Linked DNA regions of Mus musculus: region 1 is linked to region 2. The links are chromatin loops, found by intact Hi-C in ENCODE. Cell type or tissue: left cerebral cortex. All regions are shown on one strand. Each heading gives the region's core, and the rest is flanking DNA. Links, peaks and the distances in the headings are about the cores only. Region 1 overlaps Lrrc1 (leucine rich repeat containing 1). Region 2 holds the start of Lrrc1 (leucine rich repeat containing 1).

The links. Hi-C counts contacts between places; a loop is a spot of excess contacts. Peaks named below come from ENCODE experiments on the same cell type or tissue, not always from the same donor. Only the 100,000 strongest peaks of a DNase experiment are listed, where the experiment ranks them.
Region 1: a loop joins it to region 2, with 2.0 times the contacts of the local background. A loop is called at or near these places in 5 of 42 quality-filtered maps.

The regions. Positions count from the first base shown.
Region 1 is chr9:77,477,734-77,485,733 of GRCm38, forward strand. The region is part of intron 2 of Lrrc1 (leucine rich repeat containing 1); the gene reads right to left. Among named protein-coding and RNA genes, the nearest start is that of Lrrc1, 63 kb to the right of the region's middle. In left cerebral cortex, for the core only: no CTCF peak of the experiment used is centred there; DNase peaks (open chromatin) are centred at 3,436 and 7,230.
Region 2 is chr9:77,539,887-77,551,905 of GRCm38, forward strand. It overlaps Lrrc1 (leucine rich repeat containing 1), which reads right to left and starts at 4,966. Exons shown (of 14, transcript NM_001146048.1): 1 at 4,579-4,966. The coding sequence starts at 4,737. In left cerebral cortex, for the core only: a CTCF peak has its summit at 4,265 (motif pointing left); DNase peaks (open chromatin) are centred at 3,988, 4,263, 4,763 and 5,045; H3K4me3 peaks cover 2,242 bases; H3K27ac peaks cover 779 bases.

The DNA of each region.
Region 1 (8,000 bases), core at 1-8,000, 62 kb before region 2:
CTCTGCCTTACAGTTAACAAACACACTGAAGAAGAGTGAGGTCACTCTAAGAAGAATATAAGAGTTTTACTGTTGCTCTAATGATTTGAGAAGCAATAATGACTTAAACCCAGAATCACATGTATTCCCATATAAAGGTTAGAGACATTTAATATTATATTCTTAGTAAATTAATACTTAGCGTTATGATTTCCATCGACTCGTTAAATTACATAACCCAAAACTTCTACTTGCCAATACTGTAAAAGTAAGACAAAAATTTTTTTAATCTTACTTTTTATAGTTCATATTAGACATGTCCAAGAACAAAAATAACAAAATCTCTCTCAGGAATTTTGCAAGTATCAGATTTTGTTATTTTTATTCCTCTTTTCCCCAGAATGTTAAGATAACCTTTAATTCAGATCTACTGCAAGTTATCATCATCTGAGTTTGAGCTGCTTTTGACAAGTGGGTTTTAGCTGTCTTGGAAGGAACACACCAAATCTGCAGTTTACCAGAAAGACATTTTCCGTGGCCTGTGTGAGGACGCTGACATCAGCGCAGAGCTCTGACACACAGCAGGCAGGCCACCATTCCGGCACTGTTTGCTGGAGGCTGCTCGCACAGACAGAGCCTTCACAACAGATACAGCACTTTAGACATGATTTCAAAGGACATCCCCTGCCCTTCGGGGAATCTAAGTTTAACCAACAAGATGAGATTCTAGTCCATCCCACAGCAAAGCAATGTGTAAGCTTAGCTTATATGTTCCTATAAGAAATAAAGAAGTCACCAAATCCCAAAACTATCAAGGTGAAACATCTCCTGATGTTCACAGCACCAGCCCACCACTATGTTAGTGATGTCAAGGAAGTCAGGCGATGTGACCTTTTCCTTCTAAGCATGGCTTTCAGTCCTGGCTTCAGAACTCGGAGCCCTGGCTTTTGTGGAAGACTGTGGACAGCCTGCTTTGTCTATCACGACACATTACACTTGAGTGGATAAATTAATTGCTCACTGGCACTTATTCTGTGAAACAAATACCGAGATGGAGCAGACCTGTTTAGAAACAGAGAAGCATCCAATAAATGGTCCAAGACCCCTCACTGACATCTGGAAAAGGAGAGCTTTGGTGAAATCCCTCTGCAAGAAAGACACAAAGGTTCCATTGAACACTACAGAGCCACATTTGAGGCACTCAAGACGCACTGCAGGAACTACAGATGACAGAGGAGTGTACACAGAGAAACACAAAATACTGTCAGGTTGTCGTCTTCTGCAGAAATGGGGGTGGGTGAGGAGAGTGGGGATCAGAGGAAGCAAGAGTGAGTGAGCCTCCTGTTTTAAGGATGCAGCACAAATGCCTGGAGGGCCACTGGGTAGAAAAGAAAGGAACTAGGGAATAGGCGGAGGTCAAGAGCAGAAAGCATCACTTCGAGCGTGGCCCACACATCAACGAAAGAGGGAAGAAAGGTGTAGCTGTAAGCTAATTTCTAGGAATAAACTGTTGCTTTAATAGGGATGTAAGGAGAACCTAAACCACAAAGGCCGAGGAGTCAGAGGAGGAGGAAGAGGAATGTAAAACAAGAGCCAGACTCCAGTCTCCAAAACAGCACTCACTAGCTGACTAAAGGGGAAAAATGGGGAGAACAAGGTAAGGGTTGCTCATCGTGATGCTGAATGAATGAATGAATGAATGAATGAATTACACAGGACTGTTGTTTAATTTGAAATGATATCCTGGGCTGTCAGGCTACAATCTGTCTTTTATTAAATTATGGCAAACATTTTTTTTTCTTACCAAAATAAGAGATGAAAATCCTATGTTGAATGCCAATAAAACAGTAGCAGCAGCAGCAACAACAACCAGTAACAACAACCACCATCAGCTACATACACAGCTCATCTGTTTAACATGCATCCCGCAGACACATAACCCTGAATGTTAATTCTGGGCATTACTTTGAGTCCATCTGTGTTTTACCTAAAGCTGGTTAGTAAGGAGTAGAACCTTCCACATATGGAGTCCCACTGGCACTAGTGGTTTCTAATGTCACACTTCCCACTTCCCACACACTGCTGCCATTGTCGTTATCAAGGGCAGATGCAGGAATGGCTTTGGTGAAGGCTAGCTCACCTGCTCCAGACCTCTGCACAGCTTATGGAGCTGAGCTCTGGGCTCCCATCTATACAAAACCGGTCCTACATGCAGCACTGTTCAGTTCCCAAGGCACTGCAGTGAGCGCTGTTTCAGCTGGAAGCAGGGAGCTCCCGGCTGCTGCTCCGTTCTGATTTTCCCCTATGGTCTGCTTTCCACCTCTGCTTCCTATTGTCCCTTGGCACACATCAAAAAGTCAGAGAAAGGAAAGGAATCGGTGAGATGACCTATCTGAACGGTCTCTTTTGCTCTGACGTGGCAGGCTCCCACCGTTGTCACTTTCCCACCAAGCCCCTCATGCATACAGAATCCCTCAGAATCATCTCCCATCCTGGTGTGCAGCCAACCATCGCCAAGGCAATGCATGTCAGTGCCTGGGGGACAGGACGCTTCAGTGGGAATTCTAATCTAAGCTTGTTTGTCCAGTCTTTCTGGTGACAGATACATAAATACATCTTCATAGTCTACAGAAATAGAATCGTGTTTAAGAAAAATTACAGGTACACTGAATCTCCATGTCTGAGAACCTGGAGTAGACCAAGCCTTCAATAAGCCTGGCAACTGGAAGGAGGAGAAAAAAAAAGAGAAAGAAGTTTTGTTTGAGGAACATACCAAGGGTCAGAAGAAAGTTACACTTCAGTGTGTTTAGATTTTTTTTTTACTTTAATTGCAAAATCTAAGGAGCAGAGAGAAACCCTTTCTCAGAAGGCAACAGGAGCGCAGTCACATAGCAAGGGCAGAGGGCATGGCCACAGGAACATCAGAACCTACCTATGTGAGAGAGACAGAAGAGGAACATGTGAGCAGATGGCCTGGGGGAGCAGAATGGTGCATGAGAAGGCTATCAGTGGAGAGCAGCTGCTGAGATGAGAACCTCCAAGCCACAGGGGAGCAGAACGGTAAGATCCCAGGAGCTGAAGGAAATGAGCTGCCACAACAAGAACCACTTCTGGGCAGAAAGTGAGCGATGTGTCTACTTGGCAATGTTAAGTGGAAGCGGGGAGAAAGGCAAAGCTGTGATGACCCAGAATTATTATGCAAAAGCCATGAATTAAGCCTCAGCCAGACTCAGACTCTATCAGGACCACAACAACCAGCAGTAAAGAGAACACGCATGTACAGGAGATGCTGGCAGGCTGTGGTGACATACTGAACACTGTGACTTTGGGGACAGCCAGTACATCGTATTGATTCATTTAGAATTATTTACTACTAGAATAAAACAAGGTCCTTGTGTGCCAAACAGGCTGGCTGATTAAGACGGTTTGAATGTGGTGCTGCAGGCTGTCTGACTCAATCCTGTTTAAAAATATCTGGGATTGTCAAACAAGACTAAATATGAATGCGCTCTCCCAGTCTCCCTTGTGCTGTCACAGCTGTTCTTCTGGTAATGAAAGGGAAAAGCTAAACGCAGAATTTCTTCAAATGTTTCCATTTATCATGGTATCCCAAGCACTACAGACACCCAGGAGGCAGCCAGCCCGTACACAGAGCCCAGTCCTCGGCATCCATTTCAGGGCTCAAGAAGGTCGGCAGGCTTGGGCCTCACATGCTACAGGGAAGACAGACAAGGGCCCTTCAAAAACGTTATTTTGTGTAAGTCTTGTAACAAGTCATGTTACTTGCCCTGAAGAAAGAAAAAATAAAAAGGTCATGCTGGGTGTGGTGGCACACCCCTATAATCTCTGCGCGGGAGAGGCTGGGACAGGAAACTCGGGAGCCCAAGGTCAACTCCGGCTACACAGCAAACTCAAGGCCAGCCTAGGATACAGGGCACAGTGTCTCAGAAAAGGTTCCAACTAAGGATCCTGGCAGCAAACATCAAAACAATCATTCCAGCTCAGCTTTTCCTTCCCCACAGAGTTGGCTCAATCGTGTCTGCAGGTACAAGGTCTTGCTTCAGAAAGACAATATTGAGTACTAGGTTTCACAGGGAATAACAGGAAGGAGAGAAATGTAGCCATCTGCCAGTCGCTCACTTCTCTCCTAAAACCAGTTACGTTTAAACATATATTCACATATGATTTTGATTAAAAGTTACTTATACTTCAAAAAAATAGCAACTATCAAAAGTGAAATAGTTTTATTCATCAGAATCTTCTCTTTTCATTTAAAATTACAGCTCTCTGGACTTATTCTGAGTTAATACGGCTAAAATACAGTCACTGGTACTTATATATCAAATTCTCTAGAAAATTCTAATGGAGGTATATTTTGATCCAGAAAGTCTAACTCCACACCCCTACCCCAACTTCTCCCTTACCTTAGACCACAAAGCAAAAATTCTCCCTCTGACTCACCCCAGCAGCAGCCCGTTCCCCACACCCCTGCAGTGATCCACTGCCCCACACCCCTGCAGCTGCCCACTCCTCACACCCCCGAAGCGGCCCACTCCTCACACCCCTGCAGCTGCCCACTCCTCACACCCCTGCAGCTGCCCACTCCTCACACCCCTGCAGCGGCCCACTTCCCCACACCCCTGCAGCTGCCCACTCCCCACACCCCTGCAGTGGCCCACTCCTCTGACCAGTCTCATGCTGCCAGTTTCCCTGTTCTCTTTTAAAAGCACCCCCTGCCCTTCCAATTAGGTCACACCCTACCGAGCCGTGTTTGCCTGCCACACCACTACACACATTGCCTGTCAGCTGAGAGACTCAATCACAGGCTAAATGAGTCACTCTTTGGATAACACACACAGAGTAGGTAAGAGTGCAGGGCCACGAATGAACACAGTTCTAGAGAAATACAGGGAGAAGCCATTTGGCCTAGATGAAGCAGACAGGACACCATTCTCAACCGGTTCATTACTGGGTTTTTCCAAAGCACACCCCTACTATAGTAATATAACCACTGAGTATTCTAGCACTTGAGGGATTTTCAGTCTTCTGGCACAAATGGACTATCAGGTGAGGTAAGGACAGCTTGAGCTACGGAGTAAGACCCTGCAGGAGAGGGAGGGAGGAAGAAGATGGTGGTGGTGGTGGTAGGGGGGGGTTGTCTTATGGAAACCTCAGCAAATACCCGGGCATTTACTTTTGCTGGTTCTCAGCACTAACATACCCATCTCTGGGACCACTGTCACCCAAGCCCACAAAGTCAAAAGGGCAGCCCAGGGTGGGCCTAGGGCACTGCCTTAAACAAGCAAGCAAACAAAACCAAACCCCGCCTCACTTGAACCTGAGACGTAGCTAGACTCAAATCACTACGGATTGAGGAGTTGGCCATTAACGTGGGACCTCACAGTTACTCCCATGCACACTTTACCTCCACAACCAAGTGATTTCCTCCTACAGGGACAGATTCAACTCCCAACTCCCAAAGCCTGTGCTGCAGGTCTGGTTAAACTGCCTGGGGTGGAAGGAAGATCAACGTGGGCAAGAAAGCTGTTTGTGTAGCTGGTCAGGGGCGGGCAGGGGAACGGTGGATGGAGACTGGAAGTTGGATCTCATTTAACCTCTTCTTCCTCAGAGGCTTCCGATCCCTCGGAGCTGGGGTCGCAGGTGCTTGTGAGCTGCCCAACATGGGTGCTGGGAATGGAACTCCATGGGAGCTGTTCATTCCTAACAATGGGGCCATCTTTCCAGGCCCTAAAACTAATTCTTGTAAGACGTTCTCTACCTCCCATACACACTGACATTTTTTTTCCTAAAGTAATCCTTAAAAGATACAGAAAAAAAAAATGGAGTACAAGAAAAGCACTCAAAAGAAATTTTTAAAAAACATGTTTACATTACTCAAAGGAATACTGTAAAAAGCTTTCAAATTACAAGTTGTCAACTGACAGATGGAGAGAGACTCATAGGGTGTTTAAGTTCCTTAAAAGACACAACAGAACTCAGGCATTGAAACTGGCACTGTCTCTTCAAAGCATCCATCACACAGCACTCACTGGCCCCTGCCTCCCCCCTCTCCTGATGTTGGCACTGGATGAATGTTATGAAATACATGTTGTAAAACTAGTGTTTTCTCTGTAATTTAAAAAAAAAGAAAAAAGGAAGCACTTCAGGACCAAGGCTCATAACAAACCATGCAGCACATCCCAGCTAAGTCACACCCTGACGATGCTGCGCCCTTACAACAATCCGCACAGGTCCCACAATCCAGATCGCGGGTGGGGGAGGCAGAAGGCGAGATCCTTGCTTTAACAGAATGGTAACTGGATCACTGTAACAGACCTTTGAGTTTTTTGAACTGGGCGAAAAATAATGTTCTGAACAAACTGACTGACTCTTATCTGAAATGCCTGAAAGCAAAAGTATTTCGGATTTTGGAATTTTCTGGATTTCAGACGCGTACAGACATTGCCAGGTGTCTTAACGGTTGTTTCTGTGACTGTAATGAAACCAAAATGACCATCAGCAACCCGGGGAGAGAAGGGTTTATTTTAGCTTAAGGTTCATCTTAGTTCCCATTATGAAGGGAAGTCACCTGGAGATGAGCACTAAAGCAACGGCCACAGAGGAGTGCTGCTTGCTGGCTTACTCCGTGTGGCTTGCTCAGCCTGCTTTCTTAGAGCACTCGGGACAGCTGTGCCAAGTTAACATGAACTGATCCAGCCCATCAGCTGGAAATCCCTATAGCCAAAATTCACCTGGGTACTCAATGTTTCAGAGTGTAGAATGTTTCAAATTTCAGATTTTCAAAATAGGGACGTGAAATCTATCCATATGTAAAACTATTGCAGATTTACATGAACACCAGAAAGGTCAGACTGTAGCATCCTTTTGGCCTAAATACTACTTTAGCATCTGGACCCAATCAAGAATGGCCCAGGTTTCGGTGACTAGCTCCAGTTTAAATTTCAAGTTTTTGGATTTTAAATACAAACTTTGGCTATCTGGCTTCAGAAATTTTGACTTGGCTGAGATGGAAATATGGGATTTTAGCAAGGATTCTATGTAGGTGGCCTCAGAGCACATCTGCAGAAACAACTGCTCCAAGTGAAGGAAGACAGACCACAATCCAGAGTTAACATTGCTAGAAAGAATCCTAGCTGCCACCACCACCCTTGAAACTAGCGCTTTCTCTGGCTGACGACGGCGAGGGACTTCTGAGTCACTGCCCTTGGCGGTGTTTTTCTTGTCTACGCTTTCAAACCTACAAGCATGACTCTACCAAGGCGGCTTGCACATCCCTGAGAACACACAGCATCGTGTCTGCTCCTGGTCATCAGGGCTCTGCCTATGCTAGGTGTGACCACAGCCAGTCCCTGACGTGCAGAGCAGCAGTGAGTGTCTTGGCTCTGGAACTTAATGTAGAAGTCTCGGTGCCCTTTATAACAACTGAGAGTGTACTACAGATCTCAGCTTATAATTGCACAGATGTGCAATCATCCCGTTTTCACATGTTCTCTGCCACTCACCTACCAGTTCCTGAGCAGCTTAAATCTTCTATAGTTTATATAGTGCAGGCTGCATATAAAGTCTAGAGACTCCCCTCCCACTTCCCTAGCATCTTCTATATAATAAGCAGGCCTATAATAAAGAGAGACAAACATGATGCTCTCTGCTGTGATTATGTCTCGAAACACAACTGGATAGAAGTGGTGGTCCAAATGGCAAAGCTCAGTCTGCTCGCCTGTTCATTTGTCCAGTCAGACCGGGGGCTCACACATGCTGGACCATGTGGCAACAGTTAAGGAGGAGTGATAGTTTCCCACTAAGATCTCAGCAGTTGAGACAGTCATAAACGACTGCACGCATGCACCTGTAGCCCCAGCTATCTGGAGGATTTGGAGAGGAGAGCCTCCCGAATCCAAGAGTCAGGCCCAGCTTAGGCAGTACCAAAAGATTTCTATCTGGGAAAGATAATAAATAAAATTAACCACATATAGTGGGATACTCAACAGACAACCTTAGTC
Region 2 (12,019 bases), core at 1-8,000:
TCGGGGACTAAGGAAATCTATGGGGAAGGCGTGAAGCAGCCCAGAAAACAATCAGAAAGCAAGGAGGTGCTAATACCAGGATGTCTGAGAAGTGAACTGCTCCTCTAACCAGTAAGGGAAACATTCCTTTCCATTCCCTTTGGATCCACGGTCCTTAAATGTGTAGTTGGTCTTTTATTGAATAATTGAGTTTATTATTATACACTCATTTAAGTATACAGGTGTATCAGCCCTATGCCTTAGCTCTTACATAACTATGAAGTAAAATAACTCTAAAAACCCAATAAAGACAAGAAAGGAAACCTCAACAATAACTTGACATCACACAGCAATTAAATACTTTTTTAGTTGCTACTCGGCTGCTCACAATGTATTAAGGAATATTAACCAGGTGCGGGCCCCTGGGTTTGAATTCTGAGTAACCACACCACAGAGGCCGTTACCCCTTCCGCTCTCCGTCATGTCTCTCTGATGAAGTACAGTAGAGTCTCTGCTCTTCCAACTCCAGACCTCACCTGACTTCCCTCATTAGCTATAACCAATAAAAGGAGTGCTCAGAGAAAGCTAGGCAATAGTCACTCCTCTATAAAGTCATCTGGACATTTCAGGGTGCGTGATTTTTCTTTTTTAATTGTTGAAAATCATATCAAAAACTTAATTTGGGTTTAACAAACTCCCTGAAGGGGGAGGGGCTCTTTAAACTTGAGTTAAGAAGTTCTTGCCAGAGTATTTAGAAAGACCTCACACTGGCAGTGATCTTCGAAAGCCTCGGCCTAACCCTATAAAGCAGGCGGTAATCCTAACATCTGCAGAAAGTAAGGCTGGTGGAGAGTACCCGAGAGACAGAACCCTGTCTTCAACTATCTAAATCTAAATCCAACATGTGCTATGCTGTCCCTACAAGACAAGGCCCAAGGAGCCTTGGTAAAAGATGACCAAAAGGTCACATGAATCCAGATGAACCCAAGGAGAGGGGTGTGAGAGACCGAGAAGAAAGAGGGCATCTGAGAAAAAAGCAGGCCGTGGGGACAAGACAGGTGGAAAGGAAAGTCAAAGTTGGAGACCGGGAGAACAGATGCGCCATCCCTCAGAACTAGAAATCCAAGGAGAAATAGCACTTCCAGCGAGAAGACCTGACTGAAGCATGACTAACTGGCTCTGAATAGGGATGGCAGCCCCTTGCCAGAGCAAGCTACAGGGGCTAAAACTGAAGTCATATTCATGGCAAAAGTTCACAGAGTACAAGAATTACTTCAAAGGTGGCCAAGTGCCTTCTAGCATCTTCCAAGGAAAGACAAGTTACTAGTTACTACAGACTTGTAAGTCGGGTCACAGGAAGGGAAATCCGATGACCAAGAAGATAGGCAGTCTTCTGAACATGAGGACTCGCTCATTGCTGCTAGGTTCTTTGGTTGCAGGGACTAGCACTTGAGGGCCTACGATGTACCACACAGTGGCCTAGGTTCAGCCATGAACGCCCCTGCCCTTGTGGAGGTAACGATTTAGTTGGGTAGACAGGCAAGGAACATGTAAGCATGTTTGAGCCTAGGTCATAAGTACCCTAGAACTAGAAAACAACTAATTCAGGATCTGAGAAAGAATGAGGGGTGGGGGGACTGGTGTTTGAAATACTTCCATCGGACAATCAACAGGTTAGCTAAAGGCCAAGAGGAGATGACAGAAAATTCTAGAAAAGTAACTGTCTTGAGCAAGACCTCCTGGGCACGGGGCTGGGGCTCCCGTGCTTACAGGGGAGAACAGAGGCGGGCAGGCACTTCAAGGAGGTAAGAGTGAGATTGTTAGTGCAGACAACAGAAGAATCTAGTGAAGGGACAGCTGAAGCCAGATGAATCTAGCAGCAGTCAGACAGAATGACTGTCACCCAACCAAAGGCAAGCTCAAGACAAGGATCCTGACCTGCACTGCGGAGAAGCCACCACAATGCTCGACTGCTCCTGGGTCGTACATTAGGTAAGTTATTACCAACATGTCTGTGGCTGGCGGGCCACCTCATACTCACATCAGTATTTAAGTCATGTCTCCCCACAAGACTGGGAACAGCTCATAAGAATCACAGCTTCTTTAATCTCTATATTCCTAATAACTAGTAAGGAATGGTACCGCAATAAATGTTTAACAAGGCCAAGTTTAAGTCACATGACTCAAAAAAAGGAGGGACTAAACAGCTCAGGTTTCATGGGTGTGAGAAGCAGACAGGCCAGACTCATCCTATGTGTTCAGTGTGACTGCAGTTGTCTGACACTTCAATACATGGAGGTAGCCAAACACTGCATCTAACAAAGTGCAGAGCCCTGAGGAAAAATCACTGCAATTCTGTGTCTCAATTTGTAAATGAAAATGCTGGAGCAAATGAGAGGTGGCAGACCCTTCAGTGGAGTGTAGGTATCTATCATTATCCCAAAGCCTGTTGCCCAGGTAGAGTGTATACCTACCTTTCGGATGTGCTCCCAAATTACAGGCAATGAACCAGACAGCGGTCATCGCCAGCACACCAAGAACCTTTGAAGCCTTCCAGCAAGAGGGGTGAGATGGTGGTGAGCAGACAGGCGCTTGGAGTTAGAAGCCAGACGCACCAGGGAGCGATAGCCATGAGTTACGAGTTCTCCAACATGAACAATGGCTAGCCCAAGGAAAGGCTGAGGAAACAGACAGACTTTCAAGGTAGCTGCTGTTCCTGTCTGGCATGTACAAACCCAACAGTCTGGGTGAGATGAGACAGAGAGGAATCCATTTTACAGGACCTTGATTTAAGGCTATTAGAGCAATACTTAGCAATAAGGAAGGCCATCACCCATTGGTTTCGAAATGTTTATTTAGAGTATTTACAGAATGCCATCAGACCTAATTTTGAGTCTCTGAGTTATCATGTACCATCTGCAGAAATACCTGACACTTCCAAAACTCTGAGTCTCTACGCCAAGCAAAAAAAAAACAAAAACTCCAGCATTAGAGGAAATCTAACAAACTCCAAAAAGGAGTGAAAAGCCAATCCAACCCAAAGAAATCGTCCAATTCCACAATAAACACAAAGTCTACAGAAAGCACTGCAAAGTTTATAGTCAAGAGCTTTTTACTAAGTCTTTTAGTAACTTTATTTCAAATCCCTTGCAAAGCATTAGGCAACATTTGCTACATTTCAAAAATTATACAACTTAAAGCAATGAGCTTCCCACTTAAGTAAAACACAGCGAAGCTTAAAAACCAGATCATGTGTTTGAAAATGCCTGCAAAATAATACATGCCTGAGGGATCTGGGTGGTTTTCCTACTGAATTAAATTAAGGGCTGGGAGGGGTGCTCTGCAGAGATCCGAGTGAGGGTAATCTTTGTGATTACACAGAGGAGGCCATGGGAACCAAGAAAAGTTAATTCAAGACGAACTTCACTCGAGATGTTGAGAGAAACACACTTGTGATTTTCTAAACTCTGTCAGCACTGGCGATCGTTATCAGTCCGTGTTCCAACAAACCAGACATCTGATCAGAGTTTCTTTGAAAATGGCAGGACATCATCAGCGGTAACAAAGGACAAACAAGGTACTTGCATTCCGAGGCTCGGGCCTTTAGGCTCTCTCCGGGCCTCCCAGCGGACTTCCATTTCCTGCACCTCTGGATTGCCACTGGCTTACTTCCTCCTTACACCTGGGTAAAGGATGCGTCCTCCTTAACAGTTAAAGCTAGAATCCCGAGGCAAATTCAAGGGTTAAAAGTTCAGCGTCTAACCCCAGCAGGGCCTAGAAGCACAATCAGTATCTGTCACAGGCCAAGTTCGGTGCGGCAGATGATTAATTTTCATAAACAACTCTGAAAAGATATGGCATTAGTGATAGGACAGACCCAAGCAAGCTCTGTGGTGGCGGAAAGGCAGCAAGCAGGGCTGACTCGCAGCGGGAGCCACTACACACGTTCATCGCAGTTCCAACCACGCAACAGGTCCACGCACGCAGTGCACCAGCGGCGGGAACCTGGGCACCTGCAGCAGTTCTCCTCCTGCCCAGCACCCCAATGCGGCCACGGGGCTACCGAAGCGGACCAAGCGCCATCTCTCCAGGGCATAGCCCACAGAGATAAGGCCCGGAGCACATTCCTTACAGATGCCAAGATATACTAAAGCTTACTTTCGCGCTGCTGGGTCCCCACATCCTCTGGGACCTGCGTTAGCCCAAAATGAGGAGCTCCAAGCCACTAGCTGGAGAATTGGCTGCTAGCCGATCGCCCCGGGGCGTGATGGGGCGCATGGTCGCCCCCAGCTGGGAACAGTGTGAGCTACCTGGCTTCTCACCTAACCGGCATTAGTTCCCAGACGTGGATCTAAGCCACTTAGTGGACCAGAACGTTTCTCCACTAGCCATGTAACTACTTGTTAAATACCAAGTCTTTCGGTATAAATGAAAAACAACTTTTATTGGAGGATGGGTTTAATCGGGAAGCAGGGGAGGGGGGCACAGGGAGGGCTGAGGGCAGTAGTGGGACCCCGCTGGCCAGAGTCTCCCAGAGCGAAGCAGTCAGCGGAGGAGCGCACGGACCCGGCCACCGCGCCAGGTGAGGCGGGCACTCACCTCGGGGAGCTCCCGGAGCTGGTTGGCGTCCAGCAGCAGCTCCTCCAGGCTGCGGGCATAGCGGTAGATCTCCTCGGGGACGTAGACCAGCGAGCAGTGGCGCTTGTCGATGGCCTCCACATGACGGTTGCACCGCCACAGGGGAATGCAGTGGAACATCGCCGCCTCCACCACCAGAGCCGTGTCCCGCCGAGCCGCGGAGCCCGGGGCTCGGAGCCCGCTCCGCCCGGCCGCCCCGCTGCTCCCCGCCCGCCGCCCGCTCCAAGCTCGTTGCTGGCTCCAAGCTCGCTCGCGCCTCGCAAGGACTCCACCGTCCCGAACGTTCTGAGGAAGCCGCGGGAACCCTCGCCGCGTCCCGCGCCTTCGCCACAGTCGCGAGCGTCCCCTCCCACCGCCCCCTCCGCCGCGCTCCGCTTCCTACTCGCGGCCGCCGCGCACTGGGCATGCGCACTCGGCGGCACGCAGAGGGCGTGTCCCGGCCGGGGATGCTCCGCTCCGGGTTTTCCTGGAGACCCGGCTCCCGGGAGGGTCGGGAGACGGTGCTCCTGCGGTCCTCTCCTCCGCGGGGAGTCGCACAGTGTGCGATTCTGGAGGGAGCCGCGCCCCAAAAAGCTCCTAAGGAGGGCAGGGACCGAAGGCCAGAAGGAGCAGAACAACTTCGGAGTTTTCATTTTACTCACCGTGCTTTTTTTTTTCTTGCTCCCCTTCCCCAAAACAACTTTCTCTTCCGGGGTCAGGAAGTACCGCCCCGCCGAGTACCTTGAGCGCGGGGTAATGAAGGAGTCGGTTCTGGCTTTCCGACACCCCCTCCTCCTAACCCCCGTTTGTGCCCTGTGTCTGCGCACACTCGCTGGCAGGCCCTACGACCTGAGAGCATCTTTGGTGAGCAGGACTTATCTGAGATGTACGTGTCACCAACTTCCTGGTGCCAACAAAAGCATGGATGTCCGTCTTCAAAAATCTTCTAAAAGATGCTCCGAGAAGAAAGGAGATGGCAAAGGTGCGCTTCAGCATTAGCTCCACCTTAGCCAGATGTGCTTTGGGGGCTAACCTGGGCTGAGGTACAGAAAGCACTGGTGCAGGAAGGCAGATGAACCTCCAATAGCTGGCTCCTGTATTTCTTCAACAGCACCCTGCGTCTTACAAAGGGGAGATTGCAACCCACGCTGTAGTTTGGGGCGGGGAGCCCCAAATTTCTTCCTTTGCTCCTCAGAGGTTCCCGTTACCACAGCCAGACATTTGAACCCCTTTTCTTCTGTTTTCAGAGTCAACGATACAAACTAACCAAACTCACTCCACATGAACAGTTGATGACTCCGTTTTAGGCCAAATACAATAGCTAATAGACTGTTTTAAGAGTCTTCTCTGACTCCCCACCCAGCAAAGGAAGCCTTATGCTCCCTCAGCTCAAATCTGGAGTCACCAACATCACAATATGCAGAAGATTGAAAATTGAGCTTGCTTAGTAACCAAGGCAGAGTTTGCTCTGAAACTTTTTTTCATTGTCTCTTCAGTATTTTTAACTGCACAGGGCACTTGCCCAGGGGGAGAGGGGGAGAGATACATAAAGGTTTCGTCTCTATCAGGAGGATCTCTTGTCTTGATTGATGAAGGAGGAAATTTGACCTGTTTTTACCTCAGGATTATCACCTAGACTTGATGGTTACAGCCAGTACCTAATTCCTGCCACTATGCTGACTTCACTTTTTAACCTGACTTGGTGCCTGCATTCTTGAGGCGGACTTTGAGCCTCCACTCCTCCTTCATTCTTGCATTCCAGAAGTGTGTATAAAGCCCATGTCCTGCCACCTCCCATGAAAAACTCTGATTCCTGATTGAGACATCCAAGAAGATACGTCACTAACTTTGTGGGTTTTCCAGCTGGTTTTTTTTTTTTTAAGTTATAGAAAGCTGAGCTACTCAGTTTAATGTTGTTGTATTTTGTTTTGTTTTGTTTTTCAGAAATACACTAGGTTGTTTTAATAAATGATTAGTATGTTTTTAACATATGTCTGGTCTTTTAAGGATTCCAACCTGAATAAGCATTCCTTATTCTTCTCTGTGTTGTGATCGTGTTTCTTCTTATGTCTAAAAACATTGTGGTTTCTGAACAGCTTACCTGCTTTGCAGATCCTGAAAACTACCGAAATCCACATGACTTAACTATCAGATTTGAATCCCGGCTACTCTGTGTTCTAGTTAGTTTCCTACTGGTGGGATAAATACCATGACAAAAAGCATCCTGGAGAGGAAAGGATTTGTTTGGCGTACATTTCCAGATCACAGACCATCCTTCAGGGAAGCCAAAGCAGGAATTCAAGCAGGATGGGAACCTGGAGGCAAGAACTGAAGCAAAGGTCATAGAGGAATACTGTTTACTGGCTCGTTCAACTTCTTTATAGCACCTAGGACTAGTCTATGGGAGGTACCAACCACAGTGAGCTGTGCCCTTCCAATTAATCTTTAATCAAGAAATTGCTTTACACACTTGCCTGTATGTCCATCTGATGGAGACATCTTCTCAATTGAGATTCACTCCTCCTAATTGACCCTACCCTGTGTCAAGTTAACAACTAACCTCCACTGGGAGATGAGGGATTATTTGGCTTGAATGTCAGGATCACAATCTTACCCTTGGGGTAAGCGAGGGCAGGAACTCAAAGTAGGAACTGAAGAAGAGATGATGGGGGAGGCGGGGGAGTCTTGCTTATTGACTTTCTTTCTGTGCTTTAGTGAGCATGCTTTCTTATATAACTCAGAACCAACTCCCCACTGGGGGCACATAATTCAGGAGTGTTTGCTACATAACAGCAGATAATAAATGTAGACATGATTCACCAGACACATGCTAGATACAGAAATGCAACAAAGAAAACATACCCCTTCCCCTGAGAGAATGAAAAACGTGCAATTAATGGTTTGTTATTTTATTTCCTGACTTTTATTTGTAGAATGGTATAAACATTACATTTTTAAACTACAAATCCAAAGTGGCATCCAGTAAGCTGGAAATGACTGGGAATTCAGAAGTGCAGACATGTAAATTTTAAAATGAGCACAAGAAACCACTATCTAGCCACTGGAGTGTAAAACAAACCAACAAACCAAAACAAACCACTCAGGATCCTAAGTGTTAGTGAAGATACAGTGCAACAAGCACTCAAGCACTGCTGGCAAGAAAGTAAACTGTTGAAAGCAGTATTTAAAACAATTTGAAGATTCTTTGTGTCTGCTGTAATGATCCATCCATGATGTAAGTTATTTATCAATATCCATCATAATTTGGTTAATATTAGTCAAAACTTTGAAACAACTAAATATTCACCAACAGATTAAAAGTGTAGCCTGTAGAAACAATGGTATAGAACTCAACAATAGAAGAAAATAAACTAGTAAACATGTTAACAAATAAATATATCTCAAAAGATCATATCCATAGAAGAAGCAATGTACAGAAAAGTGCATAGGATAGTACATAATGTATAAAATTATTTTTTAAAATTGAAAACTAATAAAAAATGATAACAGCCTAACTCAGTGGCTGTGTGTGGAAATGGATGAGGGTCTGGGATGGCAAATGGCTCGAGAGAATGTGGGAAGTGATGGAACTGTTTATACACAAACCTGCAGACCTGAGTTTGGCTGCTCGTCACCTATATAAAAGCCAAGTGTGGCTGCACATGCCACTAACCATTCCGGCTTGCTTGGCTAGCCAGCAAAAAAACAAAAAAACAACAGCACACTACAGATTCAACAATAGACCCTGTCTCAAGGGGATAAGGAAGAACAAGAGACGGGACATCTGATATCCCCTCCTAGCCTCCTTACAACAGGAGTGACAGGATACACACACACACACAAATAAAATATAGGTAAATGTATCCTACAGGCAGTTGTAAATTAAATCCTAGGCTAAGAATCACATTATGGTAGGTGGTAACTAAGTATCTGCCACATGCCAGGCACTGGGTTACATTTCTGGGAAACAGAGGGAGGGCAGACCTTGGAGTCTCCTGGAAGAAAGGCCATTGTCAAGGGAATGGTATCAAGATAGAAGCTATTATGGGATAGAGGGTCGCTTTTCCTATTCTAGAAAATCTATCAAGAGGCTGACCTTTTCATCTTGGAGAGGAGCACAGGAGTGACCCTCTGAGGATGTATACACAGATCAAAGAGCTAATCAAATCATATGCAAAGCTGGACACTGAGAAAACAGCTCCATTTGCATAAAAACCCCAGGGCGCCTTTAATAAATCAAACTCTCCGAATTTAATCATGTTTCTCCAGATTTAAATTTAAGAATATTTTCCCAAAGATTTTAGAATATTCAAACCATTCAGAAGCCCGAGAACCTATACAACTCCACAAATGAGTAGTTCAGAATTCAACAATCTTCATAATCAGAAGCAAATTTAAGTGTGTGTGTGTGTGTGTGTGTGTGTGTGTGTGTGTGTGTGTGTGTACCACACTTGAGTATCACAATTCAGGTTATCAGGCTTGGAGTCATTACCCACTGACCCTGGCCCCTTCCCTTGTTTTTCCATTGAAACATTTATTAAATTTACACTTGAGGTAGTCAGGAAACATTGAACTTAGGTTTTCCGTTTTAGTTTTTGTTTTCTGTTGATGCCATCTGTATCTCCTCATTTCTTCCCTTGTAGAACAGTTGTTTCCTCTGAATGGAAACATTCCCTCCGAGTGGACAAAGAGGCAGTAAACAAACATCCCCTGTCTGGGAAGAGAGAAGTTGAAACATAATCGAAGCTCCCTAAAACAAATGAATAAACACAGTAGACAGCTGTTGGGAGGGGAGACCTAGCAGCCAGGCTGCCCAGAGGAGCTTTCTCAGACCTGCTGCTCTGCTCCCACATTGTACAGAGCTCCTGGGTTACAGCTCTCATGAGCTACCACGAGTCCTGGGGTGGACTTTTGAAGCAAGTAGCTGCTTTTAAGTCATCCCCGCTCCTATAGGGAATCTCCCACCAGTACTCCTGTTAGTAACCGCAGTAAAAATTCACTGGATGACCAAGTTGGACTCTGGTGCCTTGCTTACTTTGATCTGTTGTGGGTTCCCTTTCTGAGGTGAATATACCTGCCAGTGTGTTTCACTCACAGGACTTTTCCTTTTCCTGCTATCTTTGGACTGTATTTTCAGACTGTATTTTATGGCATCCACTAGTGACAGTGGATCCTCCAGTGAACAGAGTGTACACTTTTACATTTTCATAGTCTGGCTGAACAATAGAAGCAGAAATTGTTGGTGTCTCTCATAAGGAGAAGGAAATGGCTCGAAAAAGAGGCTTCCTTCGAACTAAGAAAGCAAGCCATGGCTTTCACTAAGGGAAAAAAGGTTCCTAGATGGCACCCCATTTTGTTGCGGGATCCTTGGGTTATGTACATATTTGATGGCTTCTCCAGTGTGAGGTTAGTCAACCACAAAGACATGTGTGAAAAAAAAATCACAGAGCTTTTTACATCTTATCCAGATTATTGTATAAATCTCTGCACGCGATTGTTACCTGTTTGTTTTTTCTTGTTGTTGCTTTGTTTTGCTTTGCTTTATTCTACTTTCAAGTGGAAATCACTGGTTTTCTTTTTTTTAAGTGTTCTGAGGTACTGAATTTTTATGATATATATTTCATTAAAAACTCTGTAGATGAGGTATGGTTACTAATCTCTATATGTAAATCTATTATTTATTGAGCTTTTTCTAAATGAACATTTTAACATTTCTAATTCAGCTGCAGCATCCTGCAAGAACTAAGAGCAGAGAAAAATGATTACTAACTTAGATTCCGAAAGTTGGAGACTTCGTGACTTAAACACACTTGAAGGCAGTGGGCCTTCACCTGAGGAGCTATGGGCAGCACGTGATAGCCTCTGACCCATCAGAGCACTAGCTGACTAAAGGTCAGAGTAGTCAGACACTAGCCTGGCCAGAGGACCCGAATCAATCCTACAGAGCATGTCTGGAGTGAGATGGGAAAAGCAGTGACTCTGAGGCCCAGGTTCTAGCCCAAGTGCCTAGAATCTGTGGGTTTCCCTGAGGTAGGGAGTCATAGTTAAGTCGTCTGTGGAATAAAGAATTTAACTACCAGTCTTTTTGGTCCTTCTAAACCTAAAGGCATGAGCTCAAGTCCCACAGTCCACGCAGTGGAAGATTTCTGACTCCTGCAAGTTGTCCTCTGATACAACACATGCATGCACTCCAGCATGAATACACACACACACACACACACACACACACACACACACACACACACACACCACACTTTTTTAAAAAAATAATTAAATTTAGGCAAATAAAATCTATTCTAAAAGTTATTGTTATATTAAAAGCACATCTATATGAATAGTAATTGTTACTTTCTTTTAAGTTTTTTAACATTTAACAATAATAAATAACATTTATTATTTAAGCTTATTTAACATTTATTTTTAACATTTAGCATTAAGTTATTTTACATGTATTAGGATTTAAACATTTTTTAATATTTATAACATTTTTAAACATTTAACATTAACTTAACATTTATAAGATTTATTAGGTTTTTTTTTTTTTTGCTAGCATACAAAGCTGTGGATTTCACTGTGACATTTCATGTTCCTGCATCTGTGTCACTATACTTTGTTTCTATCCTTATCATCAGTGCCCTCTTGTCTGTTTTCTTCCTCTATTAGTCACTCACCTTCCTCTCCCCAGCAGCCCCTCCCCCTGCTTATAGCATATCCATCCCATCACCTTTTCTTGTTGCTTCCCTTTTCAGACCTTTCTTCCCCTTTCATACCCTCTTTCTATAACCACACTACAACACACACACGCACACGCCAATCTGTGGTTTATGTATGAGCGAAACCATAGCCTGTCTTTCTGAGTCAGGCTTATTTCGCTTAACATGATGCTCTCCATCCATTTCCCTGCACATGCCATAAACGCCATCATTCTTTACAGCTGAATAGCGCCCCCCACCGTCCATGTACCAAGTGCCTTCACTTACCTTCTGATGGCCATCTAGGTTTTACTCCATATCTTGGCTGTGTGAGTAGTGAAGCAATAAACCTGTGTGTGACGATCTCAGCAGAATACTGACCTAGAGTCCCTCAGGTACACACCGTGAGTGCAGCCTTGGGGTTCACATATGACTATTTGGAGTTTCTTGAGTGGCCTGAATACTTGTCTCCAGTGTAGCTACATCAGACCGACATTCCCCCAGCAGAATCAAAATGTTCCACTTGCCCCACACCTTCACTAGTAGTTTTGCTTTTTTGTCCTTTGTCTTCTTTGTTATTGCTGTTTTTTTGTAATTTTTATATTTCTAAACACCAAATGTTATAAATTCATAAATGCATACTGGATAAAATACAAAATTACAATGAAAAGACAATACCTTAACAAAACCCTTCTGTGTTGTCCATTTTAATTGGCAGAATGACTTAGTAG